Regions from separate parts of the Homo sapiens genome. Here regions 2, 3, 4, 5, 6 and 7 are each linked to region 1. A link is a loop called in an ENCODE intact Hi-C map of the cell type or tissue named here. Cell type or tissue: heart left ventricle. All regions are shown on one strand.

Region 1 (4,000 bases):
ATATGCTATGATGCTTGGCCCCAAAGCAAGTGTTCACATAAGATTATCTTTGCAGACAATATTTTTTTTCTACCTTTCATCGCTGTACTTTATCCAAGGCACTTAACCAGTTGGTTTCACATTTTAGCATCTTTAGACATGGTGATTATTCCGCATGTACTGTTTTCTCCTGTTTTGCTCAGCTAATAACATTTATTCAACTTTGGAGAACCAACGTAAGTGTGCCCTTCATAAGTTGGTCTTTTATGAAGGACACCCTTAAGTTGGTTCTCGAAGGTTGAATAAATGTTATCTCATACCTGAGTCTACCCATAGCCTAGAGTGGTCACGTGGGCTCTATGCTCATGTATGCAAAGGATCTCTCCTTACTGCTTGAACACTACCTCACAGTGATAACGTTATGTATCTGTCTCTCCTACTGGGTTATGGATTTCCTGGCAGAAGGACTCTGTCTTGCCCATCTCTATAGTCTCAGGATTTATTAAATATCCACAATAGGCAGATATTTAATAAAACGTAAAAATTAACAAAAACACTCTCAAAACTAATGAGGGAGATAAGATAGCTGATTCCACTATAATATGACAAGTAATTGGCAGAAAATATGAATGCTTTCATTTCTCTGAAGCCTTACTGTTCATTTCCTCTTAGACCAAGAACGCTTTTGACTGTGACCATTGGCTGGTCTAACTCTCTTATTTTACAGGTGAGGAGACAACCCAAGGAGAGGATACAGCAAAATGGTGTCAGATTTTGGAGCAGAGATCAGATATTATTGCTCTATGGCAACTAAACACACGGAAGGGTAGGAGTCCATAATGTGTACATGCATGAGCTCCCCACTGGCAGGAGGAAGTACAGTCACAAGAGCACTACAGTGGGTTGAATGGTGGCCTTAAAAGATTTCCCCGTGTCTTAAACCCTGGTAACTGTATATGTGATCTTATTTGGAAAAGGGATCTTTGCAGATGTAGTTCTGCAGATGAAATCAATCCAAATTATCTAGGTGGACCCTAAATCCAATGACAAGTGTCCTTATAAGAAACACATGCAAAGGGCGGGGCATGGTGCTCACACCTGTAATCTCAGCACTTTGGGAGGCCCAGGCAGGCAGATCACCTGAGGTCAGGAGTTCAAGACCAGCCTGGCCAACATGGTGAAACCCCATCTCTATTAAATATACAAAAATTAGCCAGGCATGATGGCTGGTGCCTGTAATCCCAGCTACTCGGGAGGCTGAGGCAGGAGAATCACTTGCACCTAGGAGGGGGAAGTTGTAGTGAGCCAAGATCGCGCCACTGCACTCCAGCCTGGACGACAAGAGCAAAACTCTGAAAAAAAGAAAGAAAGAAAGAAAAGAGAGAGAGAGAGAGAAAGAAAGAAAGAGAAAGAAAGAAAGAAAGAAAGAAAGAAAGAAAGAAAGAAAGAAAGAAAGAAAGAAAGAAAGAAAGAGACACATGGAGAAGACCATGTAAAAATGGAGGCAGAGATTGGAGTTATGCACCACAAGCCAAGGAAGGCCTGGCATTAACAGAAGCTAAAAAGTCAAGAGAGGATTCTCACCTAGAGCTTTTGGAAGGAGCACAGCCCTGTGGACACCTTGATTTTGGACTTCAGACCTCCAGAAGAGTTGTTTTAAGCCCCCAAGTCTGTAGTGGGTTTTTAAAGCCGCCCTAGAAAATGAATGCAAGCACCATTTGGAGGATACATGCTTTTCCCCCCAGGCATATTTCTCTCCAGTTAAGCTTTCTATAATAATCTCTAAGAAAATTTTTAGCCTTTGTTACTTAAAAAAATAAAGCCCTTTCCCTTTCCTTATCTTTTCCCTTTTTTTTTCTCCAACTTCGGTGAGGAATAACTTACAGCCCCAACCCCTTAAAAAATTCCCAGTTCTATTAAAAAAGCCTTAGATTTTTTTCCCCACTAAAGTTGAAGGTAGAGTATTCCCATTCATATTATATTTCCCCAGATCATATCCTAAAAGAAACAACGACAAAGTTTTGATCTTTGTCTCACCTTTGAGCCTCTGAGGTGCTTCTAGTACCTGGAGTAAAACTTCCATCTTTATCCTCCACACAAAGCATGATCCTTTTCCTGTTGACTTCTCAGAGTGGTGGTAAGAAGTAGACGAGAGAAAGTATCTGTGGGAGTTTTGTAAAGTGTGAGGTGCTGTGTGGAGATAATGTTACTAGCATTACAGCTGCTGACTAATATGTATGAACTCAATAGAGAATAGACGGAATCTGAGAATTCAGTGCATAGCACCCTCTAGGCCGCCGGCTCTTGCTGCTTGTACCCTATACTTTGCTGCCATCGTGTGGCCTTTCTGGTAGTTGTTAGTGTTGTTGGTTCTTATATTTAATAGTTTTAGCCATAAATTTTATAATTATAAATTTTCAGGGTAAAAAGTAATTTTTATTTTAGAAAAATACTGGTCATACAACTGTGAAATTGTTCAGTGTCTATGTTCTTGTTTGAGGGAAACTAGGAGATGGTTTGGAAATACCATTTGAAATATTATGACGGACAAATCTAGAGATTAAAAGACTGGGATGGGCCAAAGAGACAACAGACAGTGTTGTAGACTTTAGAGAAACAAAAGCATGTGCCCTATCCAGGGGCATCCATAAAATACAGTTATTTGAATTCTAACATTTCCTGCAAATTTTCCCAGGCTCTCCACAGGTAGTCTCCAAGTCTTTTTAGCTTCTTTTCTCCAATATCTCTTTCATTTATTCTATACTCTCCAGCCTTATGGCTATTGTGTATTTGAGGCCTTTGTTTCTTTCTGTCTGGATCATTTTAATACCTGGTCTTCCTATCTCCATGATCTCTTATTTTTCTTTTATCTTGCACATGCTGCTAGAATGATTTTCATGAAGCACTATAGAAAGAGTACAGAGCAGTGATTGAGAGTAAAGTCTGAGGCCAGATTCCTTGAGTCTGAAACTGAGATCCCTCAATTTGGCTCTAACTAGTAGAGCGATTTGGTAACCGGAGGCAAGTTACTTAAATGCTCTTTATTTCAGTTTCCTTACCTATGAAATATGATACTACTAATGCCTGCTTCATATGCAGTCATGCCTCTCTCTTGCTTTTTTGAGACGGAACTTCGTTCTTTTTGCCCAGGCTGGAGTGCAATGGCGCAATCTCGGCTCACCGCAACCTCTGCTTCCCGGATTCAGGTGATTCTCCTGCCTCAGCCTCCCGAGTAGCTGGGTTTACAGGCATGTGCTACCATGCTCGGCTAATTTTGTATTTTCAGTAGAGACAGTGTTTCTCCATGTTGATCAGGCTGGTCTGGAACTCCTGACCTCAGGTGATCTGCCTGCCTCAGCCTCCCAAAGTGCTGGGATTACAGGCGTGAGCCACCATGCCCGGCCCAGTCATGCGTCTCTTAATGACAGGGATATGTTCTGAGAAATTCATTGTTAGGTAGTTCTGTCTTTGTGTGAAAATTGTGGGGCATACTAACACAAACCTAGATCATATAGCCTACTATACAACTAGGCTGTAGTGTATAGCCCACTATACAATAGGCTGTATGCTGTTGCCTGCTATTCAACTAAGCTGTAGGGTATAGCCTATGGCTCCTAGGCTACAAAAACCTATACAGCATGTTACTGGGCTGAATACTACAGACAACTGTATTTGTGTATCTAAACATATGTAAACAAAGAAAAGATACAGTAAAAATATGGTATTATAATCTTATAGGACCACTGTACTATTATGCAGTCCATTGTTGACTGAAACATTGTTACGCCATGTGTAACTTTATTTCTGACACAGATAAAATGAGCGAATTCACATCAGTGCCTATAATTTAGTGTTCAACTAATATTTGCTATTATTAGCACTCTGATAGAATGCAAATTATTTTGAATGCAAGAATTTGATTTGTCTTAGCATCTTCAACTTCACCTATCACTTTTAAGTTGTAGTAATTTGATAAGATTTTTAAACATATAGGTGAAGGATCACTAAGCTTTAAGCCAGT
Region 2 (4,000 bases), 100 kb after region 1:
AATTTAGATCTTACACAATTCTACTTAGTTTGGTAAACATACACACTTTTGTGTTGGCTGAGTAGGTTATTGTGGAGGACAAGCTCTGCTATTGATTGTCCTCTGGGAGCCAGGTTTCTCATCTTTTGAGAAAAAGTTACAGGTAAAGAAGGAAGGCTATCATGAGCCCTCTGGTATTTGATTGGATTTACAGGTATTAGTAGGAATTCATAGTATTTAATAGATAGACATACAGAGAGAAATACAGGTGTGTACATGCAGGTGTTAGCAAATGTACATTTATTTCCTAGATCTATTGGCTGAGAGGGTGTAGAAACAGAGGCACTCTGTTTATAATGAACACACTTAGCAACCAGATCTAAGTTTCATTTCTAAATTGCATTCTTTCATAAAAAGAGCCAGGACACCTTAGAGAAGTGCTAGATTGCAGCGCTGGGGAAGGGAAAATGTCAGATGAGCCTGGAGCATCTTGTGATACTAAAAAATGAGGACGTGCTTAAACAGGTATGAGGACTTGTCAAAAGAACACAGGAGCCTACCTAAAGGCTCTCGATATCCAAATCTGGAACAATTTGAGCATGAACATAATGGTAGTATTAGATTTTAATCCACGGGATAAAAGAAATAGCCGTGAATCTATACTGGTATAAATAAATAATCAAATAAATGAATGAATGGGGGAGAAGGGATCAGTCTTCTTTTCAGAAGAATTTCTATTAATAAATGTAGAAGGAAAAAGGGAAATAGAAAAATCACTGTTCCGCAAACCCCACGTTAATAATGAATGCAGATAATGTGCCTGATGGAGGCTAAAATCAGGGGGAAGTTTTTGAGAAGAACAGATATTTGTAGAGGCTCGGAGTCTCCTCCTCAAGATATATATTAACTACAAGTGAAAAGACAGTAACTTTCTGGAGAAGAAACCTGGAAGATGTCACCTTAACCAAGTGATCAAAGTTAATCATCACTAGTAGTAGACATATTAACATCAGCTCCTTGATATGATGTCTAAGAAGGACACAGCATGATTTTTGTGGCATCCTTTCAAAAAAATGCGTAGCCTCCATCTAATCATGTGAAAACAGCAGACAACCCTAAATTGTGAGACAGTCTACAAAATAACCCATCAGTATACTGCAGAAGTGTCAAGATTATGAAAGACAAGATTGAGAAAGTGTTGTATGTGATACACTGGAAGAGATGAAGGAGAAATGACAACAAATGCAATTTGGATCCTGGATAGGATTCTGAAATAACAAATGGACATCAGTGGGAAATCTGGTAAACTATGAATAAGGCCTATAGTTTAGTTACTATGGTACCAGTGTTAATTTGCTGGTTTGGATAATTGTACTGTGATTGTGTGAACTGTTAACATTAAGGGGAGCTAGATTAAGGATATACAGGAATGCTACTCATCTTTCAATTTTTCCAAAAAGATTGTCATTGAAACCATCAGACAGGAAACCCACTCTTTAGTCATAGAACTCCATGTCTCTTATGTATTCATGCAAAAGGGGGCTGTTTGAATTTCCGTGTCAGGACTTCCCCACTGTCGGGAGTGTACCATGGAAATTGGTGTCCTTGGTGAACCCTGGTCCAAGGTCCACGCCCTTTCATCCTCTGCCGAGGAGGGGAACTTTAGTAAATGCAAATAGCAAAGACATTTGAGATGTATATGGCCTGTTGTGCTCGGTGCCTGCCGCTGAAGACTTCTTTTAGAGCCTCTTCTAGATGTCAAAGCAAATGTGTTCTCTGAGACAGCTTTGCTACATGTTAAGTGTAGGACATTGACCTGGGAGTCAGAAGACCTGTCTTTAAGTTTGAGCTCTGCCATTTCCTAGCAGGGAGGCATTGGGCATTCAGTGGTTCTTCATGTGCCTAGTATTTTTATCTTTAAAACGGGCCTGAATCTTCTATTGCTAGGAATTCACAATCATGTAGTCCTCTTTTAAAAGACAAACAGAGACCTTCCTCTCTGTAAGTGTAGCTGTGTTTCTTGACATAGCATGTCAGAGGCAGCCAACCTGTGAATATTTCTTTCTTAATTATGGTAATTCCATATAACCTTCCACGTTTTCCTCTTCAGCACAGTGCTCTAGGCGTCCCGCTCACCTGTTCGGCGCACAGTCTGGCTAAAGTAGAACTCTGCTGCCATCATCTGGCCAATTCTAGGTACTGTAAGGCTGGGAAACTAACAAAAGAGTAAACAGATTCAGGAATTTACAGAATCATAGACCTCTAAGGAGGTGGGAGATCCCTCAGAATTCACCTAAGCCGATCCCTTTGTTAATAAGGAAACTGATGCCCATAGAGGGAGAGTGAACTGCCTTGTGCTACTTACTGATCAGTGGGAGAATTAGGAGCAGAACCCAGGCCCATGCAGTTGAAATTAATTTTCCGACATATATGATGATAGGAAAAAGATTCGAATACTACAAAATTTGAATAACTGAAAAAATTCTAAAACCTTTTGCACAGGGCCTCTCTAGATTCGTCTTCTTTTAAATTTACTCTATGCAGATGTTACAAACAATTAAGAAAAAACCTAAAAATTATAAATAAGAAGAGCCATTATCTATTGTTTGTATCATCTTCCAACAAAATGGATATTTTAACCCTAAAAAAAGGCAGAACATAGCTAAAAATATGTGGCGATATTATATTACTTTTTTTTCTCATTTCGCTGAGGGCTAATGCAACTTCTTTGCTGGTATAAATGTCTGTCTACAAACCACATTTGAGGGAACTAGTTATAATGAGGAGAAGCCAGGGGCTCTGGATTTTAATAACTGGGTCTGATTTCAACTCTTCCATACCCTGTGAGTGTGAAGTAATTTAACCTTGATCAGACCCCTGACCTTCTTTCTCTTGTCCCCCATTTCCTCATCTATGCTAGTGAATAGCTTCCTCACAGGAAATTTGCCAACATTAACTAAGAAAATTAAGGTAAAATTGGTGGTAACCTGCAAGCACAATAAGTATGCTTATTACTTTTTTATAATTATGGAGTAAATTGAGATGAGACAAAGAAATTTGTTAATGATATGGAGAGCTCTCAGGAACCCCTTTCGTCTTCTGCTGAGGAGGGACCCTTTGGTAAATGCAAACAGCAAATACATTTGAGAGGTATATACCTGTTGTGCTCGGTGCCAGCCACTGCATATGTGTGAATTTATTACATGTTTAATTTTGTCTCTGAGTGCGTGTGTGTGTGTTTAAGTGCTTTCCTGAGGATCTCGAAGACCACGCATACATTCTGTGATTTGCTGGAAATACTCACAGGATTTAGTAGATATCGTCATGTGAATGACATAACAGCATTACAGTCAACAAGAGACTTGCCTGTATGATGGTAATCCTATAATGTTATAATACCTTATTTTTACCGTATGTTTTCTGTGTTTAGATATGTTTAGATACACTAATACTTACTGCTGTTACAATCAGCTGTGGTGTTAAGTGCAGTAGCATGCCGTACAGGTTGGTAGCCTAGAAGCAGTAGGCTATGCCACATAGCCTAGGTATGTAGGAGGCTGCACCATCTAGGTTTGTGTACGTATGCTCCGTGGTGATCGCACAATGCTCACAGTAGCGATCGCCTGATGATGCATCTTCCAGTCATTAAGCAATGCATAAGCATAGTTGCACTATCCACTGAAGTTTATTGCAGGGAAAGGAAATATAACAGGATCAATAGGGGAAAAGATACTCAGAGACTGTAGAGATTCATGCGGAGGCTTCTGATGTTTTCTGTCTCCTCTGAGGGAGCACTGAGGGTGCTCTTTTCTTCAGCAGCAAAAAAACGCAGTAACATGTATACAATGTTTCTTCCCAGGAAGCTCATTAGAGACAGAGCATGCAAGGAAATTACCTGACTTGGGAGTGGGGGTCGGGGAGGGCGACAGTCACGTAGGCACCCTCTGCCTAGCAGCTATCAAAATTTAAGAAAAGTAGCTATTCAGCATAAATCGCATTGTTTGTATAGACAGTCTGTGCA
Region 3 (4,000 bases), 1.0 Mb before region 1:
CAGGGTTTCACCATGTTGGCCAGGCTGGCCTTGAACTCCTGACCTCAAGTGATCTGTCCACCTTGACCTCCCAAAGTGCTGGGATTACAGGAGTGAGCCACTGTGCCTGGCTGAGATCTAGGTTTTTGACGGACAGAGAACTACAAAAAGAGCTTAAGACAGCTTGGTGTTCCAAAATTTAAGGAAAAAGTGTTTCAAGAAGAGAGTGATCAGTAGGGTCAAAGATCAAGTACCAGGAACTGCAAAGAGGAGAGCTTGAGATGTGGCCAACAGAAAGCTTGTGTTCCCTACTTTCCTTCCTTCACTACGGGTGGTGATGCCGGAGGCAGACATCTTATCTGTTTCTTTTTTATATGTAATTTTCTTTTTCTGATTATATAAAACTTGTTTCTGAAATTTGGAAAATATGGAAAATTAGTTAAAAAGAAGAAATGATGCATAGATAATCATTAAAACTTTTTTAGAATGAATTTCTCTATTCTTTATATAAACATGTATGCATATATGCACATATATACATGTCTGTATGTAGATTAGTTCCTGTTTACTCTCCTCCCTCCCCTCATCATTCAACCACCCACAAGGCCTTTCTATGTGCATTCAGGGTAAGGTTATAGCAGGAATGCAAAGAGAAAGAAATAAAACAATTATTAGCACTTAACTTTTCTAAATCGATTTTTGAAGTTTCTGGAAGAGACCTTACCCAGAGAAAAAGGATTTTGAATTTTAAAGTCTGACTTTTGTGTACAAAGGCTAAATTTTATTTTATAAATAATCGATTTTGGAAGAATGAATGATATAAGAGCTGGGATTTGATAAAATTCCACAGCTGAGCTAGGAGAGATTTGGTAAGTGTGACTGGATTTGGGTGCTGCTGTAAATCTCAGAGATGATCTCACACCTTGTGGAATGCTAGAAGTCCTAGAGTGGTGGGGATGGGAACCTCGAGTGGAGAAAAACTATACTGTGATTCCTGGGGAAACCTGAGAAGGCAGGGAAGGAGGTTCACAGAGGAGCCCCTCATGCCAGCCTGTTGCAGCGGCAGTGAGAAGAAATGGGCAAGGCCACACTCCCAATTGCCTGTGGCCCAGGAGCCTTGGGAAGGTGCTCCAGAGAGTCATTTGTCACCAGATGGTGAAGGGCTGAGATAAGGCTGAGATAAAAGTCCTGGTGGGACCACAGATGTGTGTCTCAGATGCTGCTAGCATAGTAGATACAAATTATATATATATATATATATGTATATATATATATATGTGTATATATATATATGTATATATATATATATGGCTGTGGTATTCGTTAAAGTTCATCTGTGGTATTCCTTAAAGTTTTATATATTAATCTGTGGTATTTCTTAAAGTTTTGGTCACACTGTTTAGAGTTTTGCTAAACATTATATCATGAACATTTAAACCATGTCGGTGATCTCGGCTCACTGCAAGCTCCACCTCCCAGACTCAAACCATCCTCCCACCTCAGCCCTTACTCCCCTCCCCCCAACCCCTGCCCCCCACCCCGAGTAACTGGGACCACAGGTGTGCACACCATGCCCAGCTAATTTTTGTAATTTTTTTTTTTTTTGTAAAGAAGGTGTTTCACCATATTGCGCAGGTTGGTCTCGAACTCCTGAGCTCAAGTGATCTGCCCAGTTCAGCCTCCCAAAGTGCTAGAATTACAGGCGTGAGTCACACTGCACCTGGCCTATACACATTTGTAAGGCTTCCTATTCACATGTCAAACTGCCCTCCTGCCCTTTACATTCCCATCAGCTGGTTCCATCACGTGCATGTACTAACGTCTTCAGGGACCACTCAGCGGTGCATAGTTTCTGGGTATATGAACAAACTGGAGTACGATTCTAGTAGATCAGAGGCTCTGAGAATGTCTCCACTCTTGTCCAGACCTTGAAACATCAAGTGACTGAAGCTTGCAGGCTGTCCTTTGCCACTAAACGCAGATTGAATGTTAAGACACTAGGGGGCAGAGGCGTCCCACTAAACCGAGGATGTTCTGTTCGTTTTTTAAACCTAAACTGGTTCATACCATCCATCTAGATCCAAATTCGCACATTGCTATCATGGAGTATTCAATTATTTTAACAAATTAATAAACAAAGGCAAGACTGCTGTAAGTTTAAAATAGGTAGTTCTCAATTACTGTAACAAACATTCTATTCCCACTGCTTTTTTAAAACCTGAACTTTTTATATTACAATAGTTTTAGAGTTACAGAAAAATTATGAAGATAGGATAGAGAGTTCCCATATACCCCAAACAAAGTCAGTTTCCCCTATTTTTTTAGACAGGGTCTTATTGTGTCCCCCAGATTGGAGTGCAGTGGCATGATCTCGGCTCACTGCAACCTCTGCCTCTGGAGCTCAGGCAATCCTCCCACTTTAGCCTCCCGAGTAGCTGGGACTACAGGCATGTGTTGCCTGGCTATTATTATTATTTTGTATGTTTTGTAGAGGCGGGGTTTTGCCATGTTGCTGAGGCTGGTCTTGAACTCCTGGCCCAAGCCATCTGCCTGCTTGGGCGGCTTCCTGTTTTGTTAACATCTTACATTAGTATGGTGCATTTATTACAACAAGTAAACCAAGACTGATGTGTTAGTATTAACTAAAGTCTAAAGTCCATAACTCAGTTTTCTTTAGTTTTACCTAACGTCCTTTTTATTATTATTATTATTTTATTTCACAGGCCTAATGTCCTTTTCATGTACCAGGATTCCATTCAAGATACCACATTAGATTGATGCGTTATGTCTCCTTAGGCTCACCTAGACCATGACATTTCCTCAGATTCTCCTTGTTTGTGCCGACCTTGACAGCTTTGAGGGGTATTACGTGTTTTATAAAATGCCCTTCAATTGGGGTTTGTCTGATGTTTTTCTCATGGATAGACAGGAGTTGTAGGTTTTTGGGAGGAAGACTGTAAGAGGTAAAGTGCCATGCTTATCACACCATGTTGTCAGCATGACATATCAATTTTGAAATTAACCTTCATCACCTGACTGAGCAATATTTGGTAGGTTTCTCCACTGTAAAGTTACTTCCTCCTCACCCCTCATACTGTACACTGTGGAAGGAAGTCACTACCAGCAGCCAATGTTAAGGAGTGAATAGTTATGTAGCCCTTTCTGAGGAGCCCTGTGTGCATAAGTTATCTGGAATTCTGTACGGAAGATTTATCTATTCTCCCCATTTATTTATTCAATTGTTTATTTGTATCTCTCTTTGAACTCATGGATATTTCTTTTTTTTTTTTTGAGACAAGGTCTTGCTTTGTCACCCAGGCTGGAGTGCAGTAACGCAATCTCGGCTCACTGGCAACCTCCACCTCCCAGGTTCAAACAATTCTCCTGCCTCAGCCTCTTGAATAGGTGGGATCACAGGCCCACGCCACCATGCCCGGCTAATTTTTGTATTTTTAGTAGAGACGGGGTTTTGCCATGTTGGCCAGGCTGGTTTCGAACTCCTGACCTCAGTTGACCCACCCGCCTTGGCTTCCCAAAGTGCTGGGATTACAGGCATGAGCTACCACACCTGGCCAGATACTTATTTTCTACTTTGCTTTTACAACCATGTCTGGCCAAATTTTACACCCCTTTAATAATAATAATAGCTACCAATTATTGGGAATTTATATATACACTGTGCTAAGCATTGTATATATGTCATCTCATTTAATATTAGCAACCATCCTCATGGGAGATATTATTATCCTTTGGTCCCATATGATGAGCCTGAAGCTTGTAGAGATAAATAATTTCCCCTGACCACACAACTGGTACACAGGATGCAAGCTCTGGTCTGTGAGAATTCAGAGCCTGTGGGTTTCACCGCTATGACACTGCCTCCCTGCTTTACTCAAGAATAGGATATGCTAAGAGGCTGAGTTTAATTGTATGAGGAAAAAATAAAGATAAAGACTGTGGTGGTATTAGGCCTCTATTCCAGTCCTTTATCCTTCCCTTCTGTTCACTGTCACCCTGATAG
Region 4 (4,000 bases), 210 kb before region 1:
CCTAAATAATCTCTCTCAAGTTCAAAGTTCCACAAATCTCTAGGGCAGGGGCAAAATGCTCCCAGTCTCTTTGCTAAAAGATAACAAGAGTCACCTCTGCTCCAGTTCCCAACAAGTTCCTCATCTCCATCTGAGACCACCTCAGCCTGGACCTTATTGTTCATATCACTATCAGCATTTTTGTTAAAGCCATTCAATAAGTCTCTAGGAGGTTCCAAACGTTCCCACATTTTCCTGTCTTCTTCTGAGCCCTCCAAACTGTTCCAATGTTGGCCCGTTACCCAGTTCCAAAGTTGCTTTCACATTTTCGGGTATATTTTCAGCAACACCCCACTTCTGGTACCAATTTACTGTATTTGGTCCATTTTCACACTCCTGATAAAGACATACCCAAGACTGGAAAGAAAAAGAGGTTTAATTGGACTTACAGTTCCACATGGCTGTGGAGGCCTCAGAATCATGGTGGCAGGTGAAAGGCACTTCTTACATGACAGCAGCAAGAGAAAATGAGCAGGAAGCAAAAGCGGAAACCCATAATAAACCATCTGATCTCATGAGACTTATTCACTGTCACGAAAATAGCACAGGAAAAACCAGCCCCCAAGATTCAATTACCTTCCCCTTGGTCCTTCCAACAACATGTGGGAATTCTGGGAGATACAATTCAAGTTGAGATTTGGGTGGAGACGCAGCCAAACCGTATCACTAATTGTCCAGTTGCCATATTCTTATCATGTTTTTAGCTAAATCTTTTCCTTTGGGCTCTTTCTAATATACTGTTTATTATGAAATGATTTTGTCTTTTCCAGTATTTTCTAGGCTCATTTCATTTTTGTTTCACAATTATCCTGTTTCTTTGCATATTTCTCTTCTGTGTTTTAAAATTCCTAATTTGAAATACTTTCTCATACCTCCAAATTCTTGTTTGATTATTTTGAATTCACACTGGAGTGTTTTGTTACAGTTTCTTTGACTTTGTGATTGCTATTTTGGTAGATCCTTTTCATTGGCTAAATATTTTGATTCTTACTTCCTATTTTATTCCTACAGTAGCTTGTATTAATGTGGCCAGACAAACTCTTTTCATTTTAAAATTTCGTGGATTTTCCTCTCCAAGATATGACAATGTTTCAATGAAGGAGATGTGTGAAGTGTTCAGATGTTCAGAATAATATTATTATTATTTCTTATTTCAAGCATGATCTCTGATGTCAGTTCAGTAAAATGTAGTTTTATTAAAAATGGTATCCTTTGGGGACAAGAGGTAATATGAGTTCTGATTTTCTAATATTCTTATTGTAGTAGAACATAACATAATCTTGGATTTTACCTATGATTTCAGAATATGTTCTTCTTCTACATATGTTTTCTTCAGTGACTGCCACTTGTTCAAAATTTAGATATCAAATTTAGGAGTAAACCTTTTCCCAGGTATGGAATTTCAAATATTATAAAAACTTATGCTATGTATTTCTCTGTAGTTTTTATTGTGAATTTCTGGTGACATATAAATGTTTCTACTCTCTATTCTATTCCTTGGTTTTTGTTCCTTCTGTAACAGTTATTAAAAGATATTTATTTAAAGCACCTAGTCCCTATAATAGTAATATAGAAAATCTTTTGCATTGTACAGTAGTTCCTTTCATTAGAGACTTTGAGAGCACTTTATAGGCATTGTCTGGTGGAGAACATTTTTAGAAAGGATAAACAATTAAAATTCTTCTATATAAATTCATTGTGCTTTCCTAGGCTAACAGGAAAAGAAAAAGAAATAAATGTCTTAGGAAGACTGAAAGACTAATCTAGTGTTTTCTCATTTATGCTTCTTGATCAAGCATTTGGAGAAATTATTTGAAAATGTTGAAGACTAACCAGAAGGGAAATGTCCAGATAGTAAGGAAGCCCAAATGGATGTTAATTTATTTCAATACCTTCTACAGAGTCTGAGAGGCTTAGAGATTAAATCCATGAGCAGAGACGGTTTCAACCCTTAACCGTCTATTATATCCTTAACCTACTATTATATCCATCGCCTACAACTGTTCCCAGAGACAAACATCATTCTGTTCTCCTAGGTTCATGTATTACTGCCTGAATGCTTCTCTGGTGAGGTTTATGATATCACCAACCGCACAATGTCTGTGTTGGCCACGGTCCTCTTGGGGGCAGCAGAGCAGCAGTTGCTGTCTACTTGGCAGTTACTGAGGAGTCAGAGAAGTCCTGGAATTGAGGGAAGCTCCAGACTGAGAGGAAGACCAGAAGACAAGAGTGGAAGTGTTAGGATCAAGAAAAGATAAAAATGTATACAGCTATGTTCTGGAGGCAGATGTGAGCTGAAAGTTAAATACAAAGAGAAAGTAATATTTGCTTTCTCATCAAATGTTTCCTCAGTCCTTAATTTGGGACAGATCCTTGAGTGTTGTAATGAGGTCTCTGCCCAGTGTAATATTGAGACATATAAACAAGTGCCATGAACTAAGTGCAATGAAGATAAGCAACAGGTGCTGTGGGAATTCCAAAACAGGGACTGTAGGAGTGGGGAGGTGACAGATGGTGGAGGTGGCAATGGGGAGGACTTCATATGTGGATGACATTCATGGCAGGTCTTAGAGAATGACTTGCCAGAGAAAGAACAGGGAGACATTAGGGTATATACTGCACGCCTTGGGAATGGTGAGCTGTTCAGCTGAGCTGTAACATAACGTCCCTGTGTGGAAGTGGGGAAGACAAGGCAGTCAACTTTGCCAACTGTGCCTCTCCCCTCTAAGAAAATATCTCTTTTAATATACTCTGAGGACAAAGTCCATAAGCCCTCTTCATCAATACTCCTTATTTCCACGGCTCTTTGGGGTTCTTCCTTAAGAGAATGAAGAATATTTTGTTTTGCAGAAAATTGAGAAGTTTTATTGTTTGGTTAAAACCAGAAATCCCCAAGGGAGATATGAAATATGAGCCCTTACTCCGCTACAACATCGCAAGATAAGGACATGGGATAGGGAGAAGGGACTTTACCGGAAAGATAAAAAATGTCAACGTATCATTTAACCTTTGCTCATCGTTCTCCTTGGGTCCTCTTCGTGAGCTCTAGGCATCTCCAGACCCTCTGGACTTAAATTCTAAAGGATCCAGAATTTTTAGGCATCTTGGCACCTTGATCCTTTCCCTTCACTCAGCCTCAATGAATCAAAAAATACCCAGAAAAGCATAAACCTTACAAATCAATTAGGGGAGCGGTAGCACATATGCTATGAAAAAATTAGTGCAGTTTATCACTGATTAGCTTGTCTAATATTTGATGTGATGTGGGGCAGGGGTAGTAACATTGTTTTATTCTTGAGTTAGGACCCCAGACTTCCAGTGCCTAAGGAAAGGACCCCAGAACCTCTTCCCAATTCAACTTGAAACATTTTTAGACTAACATTAGTGTCTGGCACAGAATAGATAGTCAATAATAATTAGATGAACCCGTTAACCAATTGATTGGACTATATGAAACCAAAGGCGTTTATGAGGATTATTATCCCTGAGTTTGCTGCTCTGGCTCTTGCCTAAACAAATTTGAGACCAATGATACTTGTGAAAGAAAGTTATAGAGATGTGCTGACAAGTCACTGTATTCCCTAAAGCAAAGTTTTCCAACCAATGTGCTATTGTACAGTCTAATGCTTGTACTTTGAGAAACTGAACAATTCTGTGCTTGGAGTGGCAAGCAGGCTCTCCTTCAAATAGGGCTCCTAAGCCACTTACCTCAGGTCATAAATAGTCTCGTCTGAGACTCCTTAGAAGGCAGCATGATTAGAGAAGAATCTGAGGGTATGTTCCATGGTACCCACAAATTTTGAAGAATGAAAACTCCCATTCTCTGCTTTGGCAGCTCTGAGGTCTTGTTCAAGGAGATGTTCCTCCACCTGGATTTCTCCCTCAGCTGCCAATTGCTGAGTGCTTCTGCCAATTTTAGACAAGAGGTATGCAATGGTGAAGACATTCATATTCCAATTGA
Region 5 (4,000 bases), 240 kb before region 1:
CAAGGAGACTTACCCTAGGGGATGCATCAGAATGAAAGAAGGACTTTGTCAACATCATCACACCGTGTACCCTTCCTGCCATTAAAACCCACTGCTGGAATAAGGCACTGTTTGTTACTGGTATGTGCTACATGAGTTGGAGCTAAAAAAGGAAACTCTTTTATATGAAACAATGACTATTACTGAGATATTCAGGCATATAGTCAAAGGTATATAAAAAGATAAAATTTATCTAATTTTGTAACTTTAATTATAAGACATAAAAATTTTACTTCTTTTATAAACCTTTCTCCCTTCAACATATGTAAGTGTGTGTGTGTGTGTGTGTGTGTGTGTGTGTGTGTATCTGTTTTAAAGAAGTCTATACAGGTACTATTTTGACTTACCTACTTAGTATTTCTTGAACTCTCTGAGTTTTCACAGACTTACTGGGGTGGGGTTGTAAAGACAACAAGAAATCATACTTAGTTTTTGTGCTCTAGTATTAGCAATCTGGCATTATATGTTTGCATGATGAAGGTTTGCAGTTTCAATTTAGTGGAATATGATATAGTTTTATTCACTAGAACATAAGTCAGGGACAGAGTTCCATTTTTCACTTGATATTCTAAAGATAATCAGTAAATAACTGAAAGCATGACGTGAAACACATTCCTTAAACTTAGGACCTGAGTATCTATATAAAAGGGTACTATTAAGATATTCTTAAGTAAAAACTCTGAAATATATCAAAACCAAGAAACAGTGAATTACAGGAAAAGAGGTTGAGTGGCAGTTTTACTTAAGAACAAGCATATGCCAGTGCCTCCATGAAAAGAAGAGACCCACCCAAGGGAATAGCTATCCTCTATCCTTCCTTTTTTGTTTTGCTGCTAACAAGCTCAGTGGTGTATGTGCATCTTCCTTCTGTTCCCACTCATAGCTTTGGATAATCTAACAGCTAAACAGCCAGAGTCACTAGATCTTATCCTCCAGTAATTACACAGAAAACCTCGGATCATTGCAGAGATGGCACTTGTTGGAACTGATCCCTACAGCCAAAGCGTACAGTTGAAAATTTTCCCTCCTCTGTCTTTTTCCCTTCCAGCCCTGTGTTTTGGTTGCATGGCAACCCATCTGCCATGATAGCTGATGTCAGCTCATTTTCACTTAAACTTAGCCCAGGAAAGTTTTCAAGGAAGACATTTGGGCTTGTATAACGCTGGGGAAGGCTCGAGTTCTGTTACCATATCGTTTGTAAAATTGCAGACTAATGGGCTCAGGGAGGCTAAATGGAAATGTGGATGTAGGAAGGGATTAGCTTCTGGAACAGTGTGGCCTTAGGGACTTTGTTTCTTATAGGGGCTTAGTAAATGTGTGTCTGCAATACTCTTTCTGCTACTAAAGGGCTTTCTTCACTTTAAAAGGAATAAGAAGTGTTCAAAATTACCCTATCTCCTGAATATTAGAATTTAGCCAAATACTTGATGTTGACTCCTTTGAATAAAGGGTCAACATTTTAACGAGATGCATAAGCATCATTGAGAGGAAAGAGAACCTTTTATCATTGGCAGGAATTTTCTAGTGTGTATATTGACAAGTGAAAACAGGTTAAAACTTCTTAAATCCAGCAGAGGGCAGAAGGGAGTTTTAGCTATGGCTTACCCAAGACTCTCCAAACAAGATTGTAACAATCCAAGGCAAAATTCAGTGGCACTTTTGTAGACAAATTATCTCCAGGTTGTTAATGCACAAGTTACCCTGATTATATAGACGAGTCTTAGTTGGTGGGCTCAAAGCCAGTTTGCTTCTGTCCAGGACAAAAGCATATATAGGATTTTGAGTTAGTTACGCCTAAGAGGAGACAACAGTGTGTACTCAAATAACAATATCACTTTAATAGATTCAGATCTTATTTACTAACCACAACACAGCATTTCACAGTACTTCTCACGTATATTTATGGTATTCTGAATGGTAGAATGAAAGGATGTTTGAAATAATGAAGAGTAAACGATTTCATTATCAAATATATCTCACTGAAACTGACTGTTCCAACATGTGAGTTCATAAAATAATGAAAATGATTTTCACAACCTAATCTGGAATCTGAGAAATCAATTTTATCCTTTAAAGCAATAACCAAAACGTGGGATGGTAGTATTTCTTTACATGGCAAAGATGAGGTTAATATTAAAACATAATGACATTTGAGAAATGGATCTTTGTCTTGGCATTTATAAGAACTTTCAATCCGGATTAAGTTTGGCTTTAAAAAAGAAAACACTTTAAAAAGGAAAAACATATTTTCCATGCTGAAGACGGTTTTTGTTTGGGTAGTAGGTAGTATCTTCTGTTTTGCTTGGATAGTATTTAGTGTAGTATGTTGGGTTTCTCAGGACGCAGCCTCTGAAATGGAGTTAGGATGTTTATGAAGCAGCACCCTTGGGATCTACACCTGTCGAAGTGGGGAAGGAAGCAGGTTCAAGTAGGAGAAGCTGAGCTTCCCTGCAGGCGCATCATTCGCCACAGCCAACCCCACTGGGAACTCAGAGTTTGAGTGGCCCTTCAGAGTATCCTGAGCTGGGACACTCCCACACCGATCAGTTATTGGATGTGCACCTGCAACCCCCATCCCAGCCACAGGACCTGACCTGGCTAAGACAGCCCTTTGCAGCTGAGACAATCCTTAAGGGCTAGCATTTAAGCAGCTGGAAGTCCTTTATTGAAGAGGGACCTGGATGCCGTATCACAGTGCAGATAGTGTGAGAAACAGCCAAGAAGTCAGGTTTGTTGGATGTTCTTTCTGATGAATTGTTGACACTATAATGTTGGCTAACTTACGGTTTTAAAAAGAAAATGATAACTTGCCATATTTCTGTGTGTAAAGAATTGTACTAAATAAAAGACTTTTTCATGGTTAATGTGGTTTGGAAAATAGGATTTTAAAGAGCATATTTTAATAAATGAGCGTTAAATTTTAAAGTATAATTGTCTTAGTTCATTCAGGCTGTTATGTCAAAGTACCTAAACTGAGTAGCTTATAAACAGCAGGGATTTATTTCTCACCATTCTGGATGTCAAGAAAGCCAAGATCAAGGTGCCTGCAGATTCATTGTCTGGTGAGGGACAGCTTCCTGGTTCATAGATGGCTGTCTTCTCACTGTGTCCTCACATGGCAGAAGGGGTAAAGAAGCGCTCTGAGGTTTCTTTTATAAGGGTACCAATCCCACTCATGAGGGTTCCACTCTCACGCCTGATCACCTACCACAGGCCCCAGCTCCTAATACTATCACATTGAAAGTTGGGATTTCAACATGTGAGTGGGAGTCACGAACGTTCAGAGTATAACAATAATAGTAAGAAAACACAGGCATATGGTTTATTTGATTTGGGATTGTCCTATGAAGAGCAAACTATGAATTATAATGAATAATGGAATATTATAATACTTTGTGGTAGGTCTTGATCTTTGGGGAAACACTGTTAAATAAATCACAGGATGACGCTGGTAGTTTGTCAGAGAATCAAGCGTAAGCAAGTATATAATGAAGGAGGGAAAATGTATATGTTGTTTATGGAACAGTCATTTAAGTCTAGCCTTTAAGAATTTATGTTAATTCCATCTATTAATGCTATCTACCTATTAATTTCATGCATTTTTTCCCTTATCATTTAGTCATAGCTTGAATTATGTTCCTACTGCATGCACGGAGTCTTCTATACCTGCTTAATACATGAGACATGGTTCTCAAAAGGACCCACAATCTCTTAAAAAATCACATTTGTTAATATCATCGCCAATTTAATCAGAAACGTATACAATTCGAGAAGATGTCACGCTCATGGTGCGGAGTTTTCTAAATTTAATTTTCCCTTAGAAATTTCAGCTTTATCATTGGCAATAAATATTGTCAGTAGTTTCCTTGAAGCCAGGCTCATTTTGTTCATTTCTGAAGAAAATGTCTACCAAATACCCAAATCTAAATAGCCATAGTTTTCTGTTGTTCTTTAAAGTAAA
Region 6 (4,000 bases), 470 kb before region 1:
TATGGTATTTTGTTATGGCAGCACCAGGAAAATAATATATTGAGCATTTCCCTGTAAATATTTTTAAATAATTTTATTTTTAATGACTGAAAATTCATCATTTTGATATAATTATGTAGCTAATCCTCTTTTTTGAAATATTTAGGTCATTCCCAATTTTTGCTATCATGAATAATGCTTTTAATATCCTTGTATGTTGGTAAATCATTTTTTAGATGCAAAATGCCCTCCAAAAAGACCATAGTATAAATTAATGGGAATAAATTATGGGAATTCTTCATACTATTTCTGCAACTTTTCTGGGTTAAAAATTACTTCAAAATAAAAATGAGAGAGAAGGCCAGGCGTGGTGCCTCACGCCTGTAATCCCAGCACTTTGGGAGGCCAAAGTGGGTGGGTCACCTGAGGTCAGGAGTTCGAGACCAGTCTGGCCAACATGGTGAAACCCCGTCTCTACTAAAAACACAAAAATTAGCCGGGCATGGTGGCGGGAGCCTGTAATTCCAGCTACCTGGGAGGCTGAGGCAGGAGAATCACTTGAATCCCGGAGGCGGAAGTTGCAGTGAGCTGAGACCATGCCATTGCACTCCAGCCTGGGCAATAAGAGCAAAACTCCATCTAAAAAAAAAAAAAGTGAAGAGAAATCTCATAACAAAGCTAGAATTCCACTAGAATATGTACATGAGTATTATCCTGCAGCCAATATTGTATAGGCACAGGACCAGAAAAGCCTTCTTGGAGATCAATATTCTGATTGCAAATACTGTCAATCCAACAGGGGACTCTAACAGGAATGCTTTCTCTTGGCAGGAATTTGACAATTTGGTGCACAGCTAAGGATGGGGAAGGAAGGAAATTTAGAAACATCTTTCTAAAAATTATTGGTCCTGCACAGAGAAGAATAAATGTGAGAATGGAGGTGGGATTCCTACCTTTGCTAGTCTCTCCTTGATTTTATAAGCAATGACTATCACACAGCTCCCTTATGCTCCTCATTTTAGTAAAATTTACCCTAGCTCTTACAATCAGGTGGTGCTTACAGGCTTTTCTATGACAATTCAATAACAGTCAAATATTTACTGAACACTTATACAGAGTTTTGTTGGGGGTTATAGAAATTAATGAGGATCGTTCTCTACCTTCTAGGTGGACACACTAGTGAGACAGACTCATAGAAAGGAAAACAATAAGCTATCATAAAAACTGAAGGAACTAAGCCTCACTGGTGGCTGGGAAGGCACTGAATATGCATTAAAGAGATCAGGGAAGCATTAATAGAGGAGGTAGTATTGAAGGATGAATAGGATATTGCTAAGCAGAGTCAAATGGAAAAGCTGCTAAAAGTACCTAACATCTGAAAAAGAATGACCAGGGTTCATGCATGAGATAGGGTGCATGGGGCATGCCATGGGATATGAAGCTGGGCATGGGAGCCAGTACTATGGATTTTGAATTATTAAAAGGACACCAATTTGCATTTTAAGATTACTGAGAAAATGTTAAGGGTAAAAGAGTAGAATGTGTATCTTGCCTGGTTCAAGGGTGACAGAGAAGGGTTTGCTCTATCCCCACTCTATCCCCATCTCCTAAAATTCAGTTCACAGGGACACTGTTGCACTCTGCAGAGCCAGAAAGAAAGATGTGTTAGTCACATACTGTAATACAAAGCTGTGATATGATGTGATCAGACAAAAGACTCCACACATTGCTGCTGAGTGCATGGCCGATGTGTTTAGTATTTGTCAATGCATGAAATAATGGTTCACTCTTCATTTGTGTTAAAGCATAATGCAGGTTCACTTGTGTTAAGGTTTAAGTATGCATCTGCCAATCACTGTGTGACCTTCTGGAAGTGACATACTCTCTGAGAACCTCAGTTGCTTTTTCTGTCAAATGTGGGTAATAAAAGCTACCTCATAAGGATTTTGTGAGCATTAAATGAGATCATGCACATGTAAGTGTTTGCTAGCTATAAAGCATGATATAAATGTTATTGTTACTAGGATAATTCGTGTGTGTGTGTGTGTGTGTGTGTGTGTGTAAAAATGACAGGGGGAGAAAATATTCTGTACTATTTTACCAGAAGGTGGCAGCATTTTGTTTGCTAGGCATTTCCTGCCTGTGTTACCTCTAACAGGTATTTTCTGGAGACTTCTTCAGGCAACCAAGGAAATCTCATGGGGAGGTATATGAGTTGAAGACCCTTATTCTTGTTTGTCTTATGTTGTTTTAAACTACAGGGAGATGAATATATAGAAAAGTTACAGGGAACAAAGTCTTCTTAGAAGCTCAATTAGGGGAAAATCATTTGCTCTCCTGCCCCACCACTGCAGCATAAGCCCTTCTCTGAGCCTCCCATTTGCTGGAGCCTTTTAAAATGCCTTTATTGTTGTCTGGTGTTTGAAGCAGAGATGTACATTTTGGATCTGATTAATGTTTTTGTTGGATTGTCTCTGTGTCTCCCACATGTTAATCCACATTACCATATTCAAACATGTGCATTAACTGAACACCTTCTAGCTGCAGAGATTCTGGATAAAATTACAAATCTGGTCATATTTTTCAGGATCTTACAGTAAGTCTTGTTAGGAAGATCAAGTATGAAACAACTTGAAAATGGTTACAAAATAACATATCAACATGAATAAGCAACAATACCATCAACTGAATTGGGGGTCCTGAAAATGCAAAAAAAAAAAAAAAAAGATCAGAGTGAGAGGAGGGTGGTGAGGTTTTCTGGAGGGAATATATTCTACTTATTATTTCACATCAAAATTTGTGATGTTTCATAACCTATTCCACCACACACACACCCAAAACACCCTATACCTCACCATTTTTAAAAGCCTTATTTATTTATATGTATGTTTATTAACATAATGTTTGAGTTTGTTAAAATATATTATTTCCTGTTACTTCTTATGGCAATATGACAATCTTCTGGATATATTGCAAAACTAAAGTTTCAGAGAACAGAGACTACATCTAACTAAATATCTTTGCAGTGTGTCTAGTGAAACTAAATAGGCTTGTGGCAAGTCATTTTAACCACCTTTTAAAAAAAATTGCTTTCCAGTACTCTACTTGGGGAACCAAAGTGTTCCCTAGACTTGGTTTTGCTTTCCGTCTTGACAGTGAGGATAATACAATAATGCTGGTGCTGTGATGAAACGTGTCCGCTATGAAGTACAGTCCAATTGATACTTATTGTTTTATCACATGTTGGGACAATAAAAGAAGATTTTTTAATTTAAGGAATTATTATTTACATGGTGACAAAAGGCTGTGAATCCAAAATCAACAGCATATCAGATCTGGTTTCACTAAGAAAAAGACCAGGACTCCACTTGGGATTCAATCTCTATGATCATCGCCTCCCTGGTAGGAGCTGGGAAAGTATCTAGGTCTACAAAACTTCCCCTGAAGCCCATGCAATTGACAGTTACCACTGCCACCATTTTCATTTCCAAATTTGTTTTAAAATGGATCTGATTTTTGCCCAACATCCACTTAAGTGCCCTGCTATCTCAGAGTAAGGAGCAAAGATTACACAGCTAACCCTTTCTTTTGTCTGTGAGAGCAAACAAATAATTAAACCATATTAAAATAAGGTAGTTCTAGACCTCCTGAGATATTTGGTAATGCATAACATGACTTGCGAAAGTCATTTTTTCCCCTGAATCTCATTTTACCCATCTATTAAAAGTGGGGGGTGAGGAGGGCTCAAGGATGGTGGCACGGATTAGCTCTAAGGGCCCTGCCAACTTTGACCTTCTGTGATTCTAAAAGAAGTCAAGTTTTGATAATTGCCTGGGATTCAGTATCAGGCCCCTGTAAGGAGCATCAAGAGTCTTTTAATGAAACTCATTTTGCTGTATGTATTTATAACAGCACTTGAATCGGGCTGGTTGAGTATTGGTCAATAATGGGGCCTAATATGAAAACGATCACCAGATCAATCCTTTCCCCTTCAGTTAGGAAGCATCATTCACTACCATTC
Region 7 (4,000 bases), 92 kb after region 1:
CATTCTTCCTTCTGTAATCACTTCTTTTGTAAGTAAATATTCCTCAAATTATCCAAACTTAAGAATGCCATATCCTTTTGGGATCTAGTCTGATATCAACTTAATCATCCGAAAGCATTTATCAGATACTTGCTTGTATATGGCTCCAATCTTGTTACTCCTCCTCTTAGGAGCCATTCAATGGCTCTCTATTGCCTTCAGAGTAAAGATCATCCAAACTCATTTACAATTTGGCTATAATCAGTCTTTCTTTACTCCCACTAGTGTCCTCCAGACAACCTTTCTTCTAGCAAAACTAGACTGCTAGGTACTTCTCTGATCCTCAGTGTCTGACTTCAGGGAAGCCATTTTGCTTCTTTGTTCTCAGATCCCAAAGTTTGAGCTTCTTTCCTGCAATTTTGCATTATGTTGTATTTGTGGAGGTAATTCCATGAAAAGTCACAGTGGGGATTAATACCAACAAAATAAACAGGGGGCATATTACAGATGGCTGTGAGGCTGTTGGACTTAATGCCATTGATCAATTCATTCATTAATTATTTATCAAGTACTTCCCATATGTTGTGGTAAAATGATGAGTAATTCATCAGGGTTAATGTAGAGTGGTGGTGGGAGTCAGGCTTTAGACTCAAACAATTGGGATTCACATTTAGATTCTGCCACTTTTTTGTTAGAGACCTCTGGGCTTCATTTTTTTTTCATCTGTAAACAAAAATAACAATATTTTCCTCATAGGTAAGAACTAAATGGTAGTCACTGGGCAGAATCATTTAGGTAAATGGATGCAGAAAAAAGTTTCAAGATTGTAGCTATGATTATTTTTATGTTGTCCTGCCCTTTAAAATATAGAGCTCACATGTGATCTCTGAAGCCAATGTTTAGGCCATGTATGGAAAGTCTTTCGGGTGTCATCTCACCTGGAGCTGCAGGTGATCTCTTGGGGATCACGTTATTCTATTTTATGCTGTTTGATGATGGTTTGGGAAGTTCATAGATTGTTACATTCTTTGCTGAGTGGGCTAGGCTATTTTTCAGAAATATTTTATATATCTGCCTATCATTATCTATCTATCTATCTATCATCTATCTATATCATCTATCATCTATATCTACCATCTATCTATTATCTATCTATCATCTATCTGATCTATAATGATTTTAGGCTTCAAGTGGTGGACTTCTGGAAGGAAATTTTCTGACTATTAGGTCGGAATCGTATTTCAGACACATAGAAGTTGTGTTCGGTCCCTGTGAATTTCCCTATCACGAGAACAGCTTTTGCACTGACGTGTAATCCTTTCATTTCTTTGTCATTTAAAAATTATGATATGAGAAGATTTGGTCTAGAAAACATGGGCCTCTCCTGAAATACTGGAATCCATAATCACTTAAAGCACTCTGGCTTTTTCTGTTTGGCTTAGCTTTACAACTTTCCCATCAGTGGGTAGAAACATCTTTGAATTTGTGCTTTCCTTGTATTTTCTGTATTTATTTCAGTATTTCTGGAAAAATAATTCTTGGACCAAGCTGGTATTTCCAGTCATCTAAGGCTTGCAACCTTGTGCATCATGCTCTCTCATGCCCTTCACTGGCACCTACATTAGTTGTATGTTTTGTGTGCATGTCACTTTTCTGTGTCCCAGTCATTCCGTTTATAGATTAAGGGGGAAAGGTCTTCCTTGGATATGGGCGGAAGCTCTGGAAAGGCTCAGGAACAACCTATCCTTAATCCTTACTAATTTAGAGCTAGAATGGACCACTGATTAGGGTTACCTGGCGTGCTTTCAAGAGCATCATCATTCTTTACAACCCAACTTGCTGAATTGGATCAATGTAATATTTGTTCTGTTTTGATTTATAAACTAATGGTTGAAAGCTACTTTAATTCAAATTATATTCAATAGTACTTGAGATACAGAAACTCAATTTTAATTTACTTAAGCAAAGAAGGAATTGTTAGAAGGATACCAGGATTGCTCACAGAAAGAAGAGCTACATTAATGAGGTAGATATGGGATTTCAAGAACTAGGCAAAAGACTCAAGAGCCCACAGAACATTCTGTTAATTCTCCTACTCTCTTTGTGGGCTTTGTTTTGTTTTTCTTTTTCCTTTCTTTCTTTTTTTTTTTTTTTGAGATGAAGTTTCACTCTTGTTTCCCAGTCTAGAGTACAATGGCACGATCTCAGCTTACTGCAACCTCTACCTCCCGGGTTCAAGCAATTCTCCTGCTTCAGCCTCCCAAATACCTGGGACTACAGGGACACATCACCACACCTGGCTAATTTTGTGTTTTTAGTAGAGACAGGGTTTCACCATGTTGGCCAGGCTGGTCTCGAACTCCTGACCTCAGGTGATCCACCCACCTTGGCCTCCCAAAGTGTTGAGATTACAGGCCTGAGCCACCGTACCTGGCCTTCCTTTTTCTTTATACCTTTTGGGCATGGCTGCAGTTTACTACATCTGTGAACCCAACAAAAAAGGTAGCAGTTTTCTCCAACCACTTCAGTATATGGAAATTCAAGGAAGGACTCTATCATCCTAGATTATGTTCCTATCCAAGCACCAATCACTGTGACAGAGAAAATGAGGTGCTATAATTGGCCAAATCTGGGTTATGTGCTTAAACTTGTGGTCTGGGAAGCCAGTGTCCTATGATTAAAAGCCTTAGAAGAATTACTTGCCCCTAAAATGAGATGAGTGTTGTTCCTGGAAGTAGAGGAAGAAATTCTGAACTGACAAAAACAACAGATGTCCAATACACAAAGGAGAACTAATTTTTAAAGTTTTAATTTCTACATCGTTAAACACAACCTGTTTTACTTTATTGCAATTATATTAATTCAAAATATTTATTTAGAACCTTTTAATGTGCCAAACTATAAAAAGGCAATATGATATCATTCTTATCCTTAAATTAAAATAAAATCAGTCTTCAATAATTTGCCCTATGCATAAGGTTTTCTTCTGTGTTCTGTGTGAAGACCAACTATAAAGCTGAGTGGCTTACAATAAATATTTAATTCATGCTCACACACCATGAGCGCTTCAGGGCATGAGTCTAGGTGAGTGTAGTTCTGCTCTATGTTTCTTTGCATTGTGGAACCTTTACTGAAAGAGCAACAACCCCTGTCTGGAGACATGATATTCTCATGGTGGAGGGCAAGAACAGAAAAGCTTCAGCCATCCACACAGTTACACTAAAGGCTTCTGTTTAATCATGGCAAATGTCTGCTCACCGTTCTTTTGGTCACACGGCCAGTGCATATCACATGGTGGCCAAGCGCAGAATCAATGAGGTGGGAATGTGGTTCTTTCCCAGAGAATGTATGACAAGTCATTTGACAATAAATAGAGATGTATAATCCTGTTTTAGAGAGGAAACATGATTCAGGACAGTAACCCAAAATACTACACTTACAAAGTAATATTGAATTTTCACTAATTCATTTCTTAAGTGTTTCAGAAATGACATATTGGTATATAAGTAATAATTACCATGAGTTTTCTTTCACGTAGATAGAAATTAGATAGAGTGTAACCAGCTAAATAATATTTCTGTATTTCATTTCCTGGATTCACCAGCCATGTATACAGCCTTTAATGACCACTATGCCTTTAGTTACCCCATAATAACCATCAACTCATGATAAGGGATGGCAAGTAATGTCATCTGGTCTAGAAAACTTGTTGGAAGTAGGCATGGGAATAAATTAGTGAAAGCACAAGGAAATCAGTGTGTCAGCCATTCTGAAGGTTAGGTCAAACTTCTGCAGCTTGAGGGGTGAGGTGTGGTTGATAATTTTAAGTTACAATTGGCTCCAAAACATACCTTGTATCTTGTATTTCCTGTTTCAATCAAACATTTTTCCATAAATTGAACACAACCTAAGAGTTAGAATTACAAAGATGAGTAAACTCATAGGCTCTGAACTGAAAGAAATCACAGTGAGTAAAAACATGTCAATTGTAGAAGTTTTTTCAAGTACAGAAACGGCATTA

The links. Peaks named below come from ENCODE experiments on the same cell type or tissue, not always from the same donor. Only the 100,000 strongest peaks of a DNase experiment are listed, where the experiment ranks them.
Region 2: it touches region 1 in a loop (7-fold over the local background); 35 of 110 quality-filtered maps call a loop at or near these places.
Region 3: it touches region 1 in a loop (6-fold over the local background); 55 of 110 quality-filtered maps call a loop at or near these places.
Region 4: it touches region 1 in a loop (11-fold over the local background); 32 of 110 quality-filtered maps call a loop at or near these places.
Region 5: a loop joins it to region 1, with 17 times the contacts of the local background. A loop is called at or near these places in 90 of 110 quality-filtered maps.
Region 6: it touches region 1 in a loop (11-fold over the local background); 25 of 110 quality-filtered maps call a loop at or near these places.
Region 7: a loop joins it to region 1, with 2.0 times the contacts of the local background. A loop is called at or near these places in 36 of 110 quality-filtered maps.

What each region holds. Positions count from the first base shown.
Region 1 is chr3:192,565,188-192,569,187 of GRCh38, reverse strand. All of the region lies in intron 2 of FGF12 (fibroblast growth factor 12), which reads left to right. LOC124906319 (a long non-coding RNA gene) reads right to left here and starts at 2,187. Exons shown (of 3, transcript XR_007096220.1): 1 at 2,017-2,187; 2 at 1,564-1,673. RefSeq lists an enhancer at 2,157-2,206. In heart left ventricle, a CTCF peak has its summit at 2,317 (motif pointing left); a DNase peak (open chromatin) is centred at 2,277.
Region 2 is chr3:192,465,603-192,469,602 of GRCh38, reverse strand. The region is part of intron 2 of FGF12 (fibroblast growth factor 12); the gene reads left to right. Among named protein-coding and RNA genes, the nearest start is that of FGF12-AS2, 47 kb to the left of the region's middle. RefSeq lists a silencer at 2,009-2,303. In heart left ventricle, a CTCF peak has its summit at 2,165 (motif pointing left); no DNase peak of the experiment used is centred here.
Region 3 is chr3:193,570,549-193,574,548 of GRCh38, reverse strand. It overlaps a transcript of ATP13A4 not described here. Among named protein-coding and RNA genes, the nearest start is that of ATP13A4, 18 kb to the right of the region's middle. In heart left ventricle, a CTCF peak has its summit at 1,982 (motif pointing right); no DNase peak of the experiment used is centred here.
Region 4 is chr3:192,770,867-192,774,866 of GRCh38, reverse strand. No RefSeq gene overlaps it. Among named protein-coding and RNA genes, the nearest start is that of FGF12, 45 kb to the right of the region's middle. In heart left ventricle, CTCF peaks have their summits at 1,956 and 2,158 (motif pointing right); no DNase peak of the experiment used is centred here.
Region 5 is chr3:192,800,771-192,804,770 of GRCh38, reverse strand. All of the region lies in intron 1 of MB21D2 (Mab-21 domain containing 2), which reads left to right. Among named protein-coding and RNA genes, the nearest start is that of FGF12, 75 kb to the right of the region's middle. In heart left ventricle, a CTCF peak has its summit at 1,611 (motif pointing right); no DNase peak of the experiment used is centred here.
Region 6 is chr3:193,039,370-193,043,369 of GRCh38, reverse strand. No RefSeq gene overlaps it. Among named protein-coding and RNA genes, the nearest start is that of MB21D2, 120 kb to the right of the region's middle. In heart left ventricle, CTCF peaks have their summits at 1,907 and 2,109 (motif pointing right); no DNase peak of the experiment used is centred here.
Region 7 is chr3:192,473,019-192,477,018 of GRCh38, reverse strand. The region is part of intron 2 of FGF12 (fibroblast growth factor 12); the gene reads left to right. Among named protein-coding and RNA genes, the nearest start is that of FGF12-AS2, 40 kb to the left of the region's middle. In heart left ventricle, no CTCF peak of the experiment used is centred here; no DNase peak of the experiment used is centred here.